Regions from separate parts of the Homo sapiens genome. Here region 1 is linked to region 2. A link is a loop called in an ENCODE intact Hi-C map of the cell type or tissue named here. Cell type or tissue: B cell. All regions are shown on one strand. Region 1 overlaps BAIAP2L1 (BAR/IMD domain containing adaptor protein 2 like 1). Region 2 overlaps LMTK2 (lemur tyrosine kinase 2).

Region 1 (4,000 bases), 110 kb before region 2:
TAGGATCATATGAGGTCAGGAGTTCGAGACCAGCCTGGCCAATGTGGTGAAACCTTGCCTCTACAAAAACTAGCTGGGGTGATGGCAGGTACCTGTAGTCACAGCTACTCGGAGGCTGAGGCAGGAGAATTGCTTGAACTTGGGAGGCAGAGGTTGCAGTGAGCCGAGATTATGCCACTGCACTCCAGCCTGGGTGACAGAATGAGACTCCATCTCAAAAAAAAAAAAAAGTTTTGAAGTTGATCTCATGGAAGTGGGGAGTAGAATGATGGTTACCTGTCATTCTCTAGATAGCTGAGGATGGTCATTGTGTTGACTGGGGAGTGGATGAAGGAGAGGTTGGTTAATGGGTCCAAACATACAATTGGATAAAAGAAATAAGTTCTAGTGTCCAATAGCAGAGTAGGGTGACTATAGTTAACAGCGATGCATTATTTCAAAATAGTTAGAAGAGAGGTCTTGGAATGTCCCCAACACATAGAAACAATAAGAATTTGAGGTGATGGCCACCCAAGGACCCTGCTTTGATCATTATCACATGTGCCCTATAAATATATAATCTATCAGTTTTTAAAAATAAGCATTTTGACTGAGAGCTGAAGGCTGTAGAGTTTCCCTGAGTTAAGTATAATTAATCAGTGACCTCCTGCCAAAACATGGGCTTTTTATCCTGGCTCTGAAAGAAGAAGGGACTCTCCATGATCAGTGTTACTATTCCCATTGTACAGATGGGGAAAATGAGGCTTAGGTTAAATCATATTTTATTACTCCATTTTCATGCTGCTGGTAAAGACATACCCCGAGACTGGGCAATTTACAAAAGAAAGAGATTTAATGGACTCACAGTTCCACATGGCCGGGGAGGCCTCACAATCATGGTGGAAGGGAAGGAGGAGCAAGTCACGTCTTACATGGATGGCAGCAGGCAAAGGAGAGCTTGTGCAGGGAAACTCCCTTTATGAAGCCATCAGATCTTGTGAGACTTATTCACTATCACAAGAATGGCATGGGAAAGACCTGCCCCCATGATTCAATTACCTCCCACCAGGTCCCTCCCCAAACACATAGGAATTACGGGAGCTACAATTCAAGATGAGATTTGGGTGGGGACACAGCCAAAGCATATCACCTATTGTTGGCATTTGGAACTGGGTTTGAACCTGGAACTTTCTGGTTCCAAAGCCCGTGGTGCTTTCCAGTAGGACACGATCATATCTCTGAAGTACAAAGTAATATTTGTGCAAATTGCCCCGTGGGAATGTCAAGCCCTTGGGCAACTTCTCTCTGCACACGAGTCAGGGACCTCAAGGAGAACGATGGTATCTACTTAGGTCAGGTTACAGCATTCTTTCCTCTCATGTATTTACTCTATTATTCAAATAAAGCAGGTGTAAAGATGGCAGAAGATAAACGTCAGGCTGCACGCTATCTGATGCTCATGTCATGCTTATATAATTATTATTATTATTATTTTTTTTTTTTTAGTATGTGGAGACCGTTACTTCTCGTCAGAGTGAAATCCAGAAATTCATTGCAGATGGTTGCAAAGAGGCTCTGCTTGAAGAGAAGAGGCGCTTCTGCTTTCTGGTTGATAAGCACTGTGGCTTTGCAAACCACATACATTATTATCACTTACAGGTGGGTGTGGTGGCAAATTGCCTTGAGCGTATTAATAACTTTATTTCATATTTAAATGCCCCAGAAGGCTGGGCCGTGGCCCACGCCTGTAATCCCAGCACTTTGGGAGGCTGAGGTGGGCCTGGGCAACATGGCAAAACTCTGTCTCTATAAAAAATAATAAAAAAAAAACTAGCCAGGCATGGTAGCATGTGCCTGTAGTCCCAGCTACTCAGGAGGCTGAGGTGGGAGGATCCCTTCAGCCTGGGAAGTTGAGGCTGCAGTGAGCCATGATTGTGCCACTGCACTCCAACCTGAGCAACAGAGCGGGACCCTGTCTCAATCAGTCCATACGTACAGAGATATACACACATGCACGCCACTCACCTTCCACACATGCCCAATATAAAGCAGTGGGCCATTTTGCCAATGAAAAGATTCCAGAGAAACTGTGTTTGGCCAACTTGAACATATAAACTTATAGAAATACAGCTGAAATGGTCAAACGTCCATGTATAATGTTTAATAAATTAATAATACATCCATATTTAAAGTCCTTCATAAAATAATGCTTCATCATTGAAAAATAGCACATGTTTGCTCTTCTCACCTGCGAGTCAGCTTTCCCCAGGCCCTTTCTGATGTGTCCTCAGCATCAGTGTCTTCACCATGGCTGCTGGTGAGTCCCAGCGGGCCCAGGTCTACCCCACCTGGGCGATTTGAGATGCTCCCTTCATGGGTCCGTGTCCGGGGGTCACGGGCAGCTCTGCCCCAGCCCACGGGCCCCCATTCACGCGCATCAGGACAGCTGGGCTCAGTGATGCGTTCATTCCTCTTGGTGGTATTGGTTCCTGGTTTATTCAACTGAATGACCTCATCACCCTCCTTCCAACACACACAGCTGTGAGGTTCGAACCCCCAGGAATCATGATGCAACACATGTCACATTTCCTTTCCTTTGTTTTAAATTATGAACTCTGTTGGGCCTTTGTAAACATCCAAAACTAGCACTGGTTGAGGTCAGAAATTCATTGTTGTTCATAGTAAAGTTAGAGAGTGTTCCAATATAGGAGAAGCTTTGCAAGAGCTTGAATATAAGTCAGCTTTGTCTTTGTTTTAAAGGAAAAATACTTTGGCCTTGTATGTATGCAAATGTTGTATTTTCTATAAACTTTTTACAACTTTAAGGAATATTCAGGACTGCGCATGGTGGCTCACGCCTGTAATCCCAGCACTTTGGGAGACCAAAGTGGGTGAATCACTTGAGGTCAGGAGTTTGAGACCAGCCTGGCCAACATGGTGAAACCCTGTCTCTACTAAAAATACAAAAATTAATCACATGTGGTGAGCACCTGTAATCCCAGCTACTCAGGAGGCTGAGGCAGGAGAATTGTTTGAACCCAGGAGGCTGAGGTTGCAGTGAGCCCAGATCACACCACTGCACTTCAGCCTGGGCAACAGAGCAAGACTCTGTCTCAAAAAAAAAAAAAAAAAAAAAGGAAGAAAAAGGAGTATTCAGCTCCCTAAATAAGATTTAAAATTAGTACAGCAGGCCAGGCACAGTGGCTCATGCCTATAATCCCAGCCCTTTGGGAGCCCAAGGCAGGAGGATCACTTGAGCCCAGGAGTTCCAGACCAGCCTGGGCAGCATAGCGAGACCCTATCTCTACCAAAAAAAAAAAAAAAAAGTTTTAATTAGCCAGTTGTGGTGATGTGCATCTGTGGCCCCAGCTACTCAGGAGGCTGAGGTGGAAGGATTGTTTGAGCCCAGGAGTTCGAGGTTGCAGTGAGCTGTGATTGTGCCAGTGCACTCCAGCCTGGGTGACAGAGCCAAAATCCTCTCTCAAAAAAGCAGAAGAAAATGGTTACAGCAAAGGAAATAGTTGCTGTATTAGGTGATCACTTTTGTCAACAGCATGTCTGTACTAGTTTCGGGAATGTAGAGTTCACTTTAGAATCTTCTCTTCCCAGAGTGAGGGCATCCTGTGGCACCAGGGTCGCAGGCTGGAGAGGACAGAGGTGACCTTGAGGTTCTCTTCCTGCGTGATATCCCCACCGTGTCATGAGGCAGCCTAGCACCTTTTCAGGGAGCTCCAGTTATCAGCAGAGTCTTTCTTAGACTTAACCATCGGTCCCAGTAATGCTTTCTAGAGTGACGCAGACCAAATCTGCTCGTTTCTATGCTGGAAGTTTCTTCGAGTATCTGAAAACTGGTTTTGTGGCTTCCCTTAATTCAGCTAAAGCGCCTCAGTCCTTTCTGTGGAGTTGGGATGAAGCAGGCCCAAGCAGCTGGTCCACGGTGCTGCAGAGTGTCAGGGTGACAGTTGGGGGTGGGGTGACAGTTGGGGGTGGGGTGGCATTTGGGGACAGGGGTGGTGTGAGG
Region 2 (4,000 bases):
TGGCCCCACAGGGTGGCCGGTAACGAGCCTGAGAGTGACCACAACAGGCAGGGGGCATGGCCCCGAGAGCACACTCAGGATGCTGGCAGTTTTATTTATTTATTTTAGAGGCAGGGTCTTGCTCTGTCACCCATGCTGGAGGGCAGTGGCACAATCATAGGTCACTGTAGCCTTGAACTCCTGGGCTCAAGCATTCCTCCCACCTCAGCCTCCTGAGTAGCTGAAGTGCAGGTGCACACCACCACATCCAGCTAATTTTTTAGTTTTTATTTTTTTTAGAGATGGGGTCTCACTATGTTGCCCAGGCTGGTCTCACACTCCCAGGCTCAACTGATCCTCCCACCTCAGCCTCCTGAGTAGCTGGGATTACAGGCAGGAGTCACTGCACCCAGCTGATGATGGGAGTTTTATAAAAACAAGTTTGTAATCTACTCAGCAAATGTGAAGAAGACATGAGATTATCAGGCCTGCAAAACCACCATCTCCCAGCTGCAGCGCCCCACCCCCGACCCTGCACTCCCAATCCCCAGCACGCAGCGCCTCTCACCGCCCTGCTCGATGTCCGAGTCGGTCAGGTGTGTGAGGGAAAAGCTGGCAATGTTGGCGGGAGAGATGGAGAACCGGGAGTAAGGCGCCGAGTGCGGCCAGCTCTGCTCCGTGCTCCGGGCCGGTGGCGGCGGAGAAAAGTACTTGGATGTTTGGAGAGAAGGCTTGGAGCTGAGCAGGTTACTTGTTGTCTTTGACATAAAAGGATCTGGGGAGAAGTCATCATCCCACTCAAAGCCACCACCTAGAAATAAAAAATAAAACCCCACCCTTTTTATCACTGCGTGATGAGGGAGAGGGGGAGCCTCTGGGCAGGTGCGCCCTGCAGGTCGGAAGACACAGCCCGGCCCGGCTGGCAGATGGCAGTTCTGTGCCCATGTCAGGGGGCGTCATTAAAGCAACATGGGAAGTTACCCTCAAAAAACCTTTACATTACTCAATTTTTCAGTTTCCTTTAAAACTAGACAATGACGTGAAATACCTTCTTCGTCGGTGGAGCTTTCGGAGTTGATGCACCTGCTCAGGTAGGGAGAGCCTGAGGCTGGGGCTGGGCCGCTCAGGTCCGGGCCGCACGCCTCTCCTCCACAGGGCCCCAGCTCTTTGGTTGGGGTCTCCTGAAAAGTCAAACAGAAACTCCTGTCAGCAAAGGCCTGCTCACGGGAACCCCCCGTGTGACCGCTTCCCCACTGGCAGGCGCATCAGACTCATCGACTGAGAAGTAAGCGTCTCAAGACAAGGGCGGCTCCAGGCCTGGGAGGACGGACAGACACTAGGCCCTGTCTCTCCCTCTGCCTGCAGCTCTGACCTCGGCAGAGGCATGAAGCAGCCCTCTGAGGCTGCAGAGAAGCGCAGAGCAGCAGGCAGGCGGGCACGAGCGGCAGTGCTCAAGGTGCCACCCACCAGCAACAAGTGTGTCGGCTTCTCCTCCACAATCCCCCGCCTGGACTCAGGTCAGCCCGGAATCCAAAGTGGGCACTGCCCTGGACACAGTGCTCCAGGAGAAGCCCTTGGTTCTGGCTTCGGAGCAGGAAGGGGGTCTTCTGATGCTCAGAAAGAGAAGGGGGAATTCCAGCTTTCTTCTTTTCTCTGTTCTCTTGCTCTCCAGTCTCAAGCAATCCTGGGGCAACAGCTGCCTATAATCCTGAGGGCCATGAAGCCTCCTCTCCACTGGAGGACTGTGATCACGAGCGGGAGGGGACCCTCGCTGAGTTTTTTTCCCTTCTGTCCTCCCACTGCTTGGCTCCAGATGCGCGTGCGATTGCAGGAAGTATGGCACATCGTGTAACTAAAGCCTCAACTTTCTAGCTAGGGGACCAGAAAGCAGAGGCCCAAAGAACTGCAAGTATCAGGGACATCACAGAAGAGGGAGGAGCTCAAAAAGGTGACCCGATGAAGTTGCTGGGGGGCTCCTGGGCTGTGTGTGGTAGATCTGACTCTGAACACACCCAAGCTTTGAAAATGAACCTCAGGGGAGACCGGGGTGGGGTGCGGGGCACACACGTGGGGCAGGTTCAAACAGCACAGCGAAGGCTTTGAAAGGGGAACTGGGAGCTGACACTGAAACCACAACCCACAGAAGGCTGCTTGGAGCTTGTGGCCTGCACCCACCGGGTCAAGGCCTGCTAAGGTAAAAGTATCAACATGATTCACAGCATTTACACATGGCACAGACTGCCTAACATGATAGGAGGATCCAAAAGCTAAAATTACTTCACATACAAAAACCAGGAACACCTCAATTTACCTGGGAAAAGACAATCAACAGGTGCCAGTGTCACCGTACCACAGATGTTGGAATTATCTGAAAAAGGACTATTATAAAAATGCTCCTACAACTAAGGGGAAACACTCTTACCATGAACAGAAATAGGGAAAATCTTAGCAAAGGAACAGATGATAAGAAGAATGACAAAAAGCAAAACTCAGAAAAGAAAAGTATAATAACCAAAATCTAGCAATTCAATGGATGGGCTCAACAGCATAATGGAGATGACGAAGGAAATCATCAGGGACCTTGAAGACAGAGCAACAGAAATCACCCAATCCAAACAAGAGCAAGAAAAAAAAAACCTGGAGGAAGAAAGGACCAGAGCCTCAGAACCTATGAGAGAATACACAGGGTCTAACCCTGGAGTCCCAGGAAGAGAGGAGACAGGGCGTGGGGCAGAAAAAGTACTAGAAGAAAAGAATGCCTGAAAACTTCTTAAATTTGGTGAAAGATACAAAACTACAGATTTAAGTTTAGCAAAACAAAAACGGGATAAATACAAAGAAATTGGGCCAGGTGGGGTGGCTCACAACTGTGATCCCAGCACTTTGGGTGGCTGAAGCAGGAGGATCCCTTGAGGCCAGGAGTTCAAAACCAGCCTGGGCAACACAGTGAGATGCTGTCTCTACAAACAATTTAAAAATTAGCTAGGCGTGGTGGTGCACGCCTGTAGCCCCAGCTACTCAGGAGGCTGAGGAGGGAGGATCACTGGAGCCCAGGAGTTCAAGGGTGCAGTGACCTATGATCGTGCCACTGTACTCCAGCTAGTGACAGAGCAAGACTCTGTCTCAAACAAAACAAAACAAAACAAAACAAAACACACACACGAAGAAATCCACCCTCAGATGCACCATAATCAAACTGCTGAAAGCTAAAGACAAAGATTTGAAAGCAGCCAGGGATAAAACATGTATTACAGCTTGAGCATCCCAAATCGGAAAACCAAAAATCCAAAATGCTCCAAAATCCAAAACCTTTTGAGCGCTGACATGACGCCCAAAGTGTTCACTGGAGCACTTGGGATTTCAAATTTTCAGATTTGGGATGCTGAACTGGTGAGTATAATGCAAATATTCCAAAATCTGAAAAAATCAGAAATTTAAAATGCTTCTGGTCCTAAGCATTTCAGATAAGGGACGCTCCACTTGTACTTCTAGGAGAAGAATGATCTGAGTGACTGCAAATTTCTCATGAGAGACCGTGGAGGGTGGAAGGAAGGGATACATTTTTAAAATGCTGAAAGAAAACAATTATCAACACAGAATTCTACACTCAGAGAAAACAGGCTTCAGGAATGAGTGTGAAATAGTCTTAGATGGAAAAAAAAACTAAGAGAATTTATTTAAAAATAAAAGGAATCCTGCAAAAAAATGGGTTTTTAAAAAAAAGAGAGAAAAGAAAAGCTAGTTAAATTTCTTTAATTAGAAGGGAAAGGGTTCCAGAAGGAAACCTAGAACATCAATAATGAAAAAGAACAGAAGGACAGGAGGCCCTCCAGATCAGAGAGTTCCACATCCTCAGAGTCAACCAACCAGGACAGAAAACATTCAGAAACAACCACAAATAAGAAATAACAGTATAACAACAACAACAACAACAACAAAATAAATAATACAGTATAACAACTATTTTCATAGCATTTACAGTGTATGAGGCATTATAAGTAATCTAGAGATGACTGAAAGT

Evidence for each region. A loop is a pair of places that touch in the nucleus more often than their neighbours do. Peaks named below come from ENCODE experiments on the same cell type or tissue, not always from the same donor. Only the 100,000 strongest peaks of a DNase experiment are listed, where the experiment ranks them.
Region 1: a loop joins it to region 2, with 25 times the contacts of the local background. A loop is called at or near these places in 1 of 110 quality-filtered maps.

Annotation. Positions count from the first base shown.
Region 1 is chr7:98,313,098-98,317,097 of GRCh38, reverse strand. BAIAP2L1 (BAR/IMD domain containing adaptor protein 2 like 1) reads left to right here. Exons shown (of 14, transcript NM_018842.5): 7 at 1,486-1,638. It also overlaps a transcript of BRI3 not described here. Among named protein-coding and RNA genes, the nearest start is that of BRI3, 33 kb to the right of the region's middle. In B cell, no CTCF peak of the experiment used is centred here; DNase peaks (open chromatin) are centred at 1,617 and 2,417; H3K4me3 peaks cover 2,153 bases; H3K27ac peaks cover 1,278 bases; H3K27me3 peaks cover 411 bases.
Region 2 is chr7:98,200,734-98,204,733 of GRCh38, reverse strand. It overlaps LMTK2 (lemur tyrosine kinase 2), which reads right to left. Exons shown (of 14, transcript NM_014916.4): 12 at 1,028-1,160; 13 at 548-790. Among named protein-coding and RNA genes, the nearest start is that of BHLHA15, 8.7 kb to the left of the region's middle. RefSeq lists an enhancer at 962-1,141. In B cell, no CTCF peak of the experiment used is centred here; DNase peaks (open chromatin) are centred at 681, 1,233 and 2,083; H3K4me3 peaks cover 1,800 bases; H3K27me3 peaks cover 454 bases.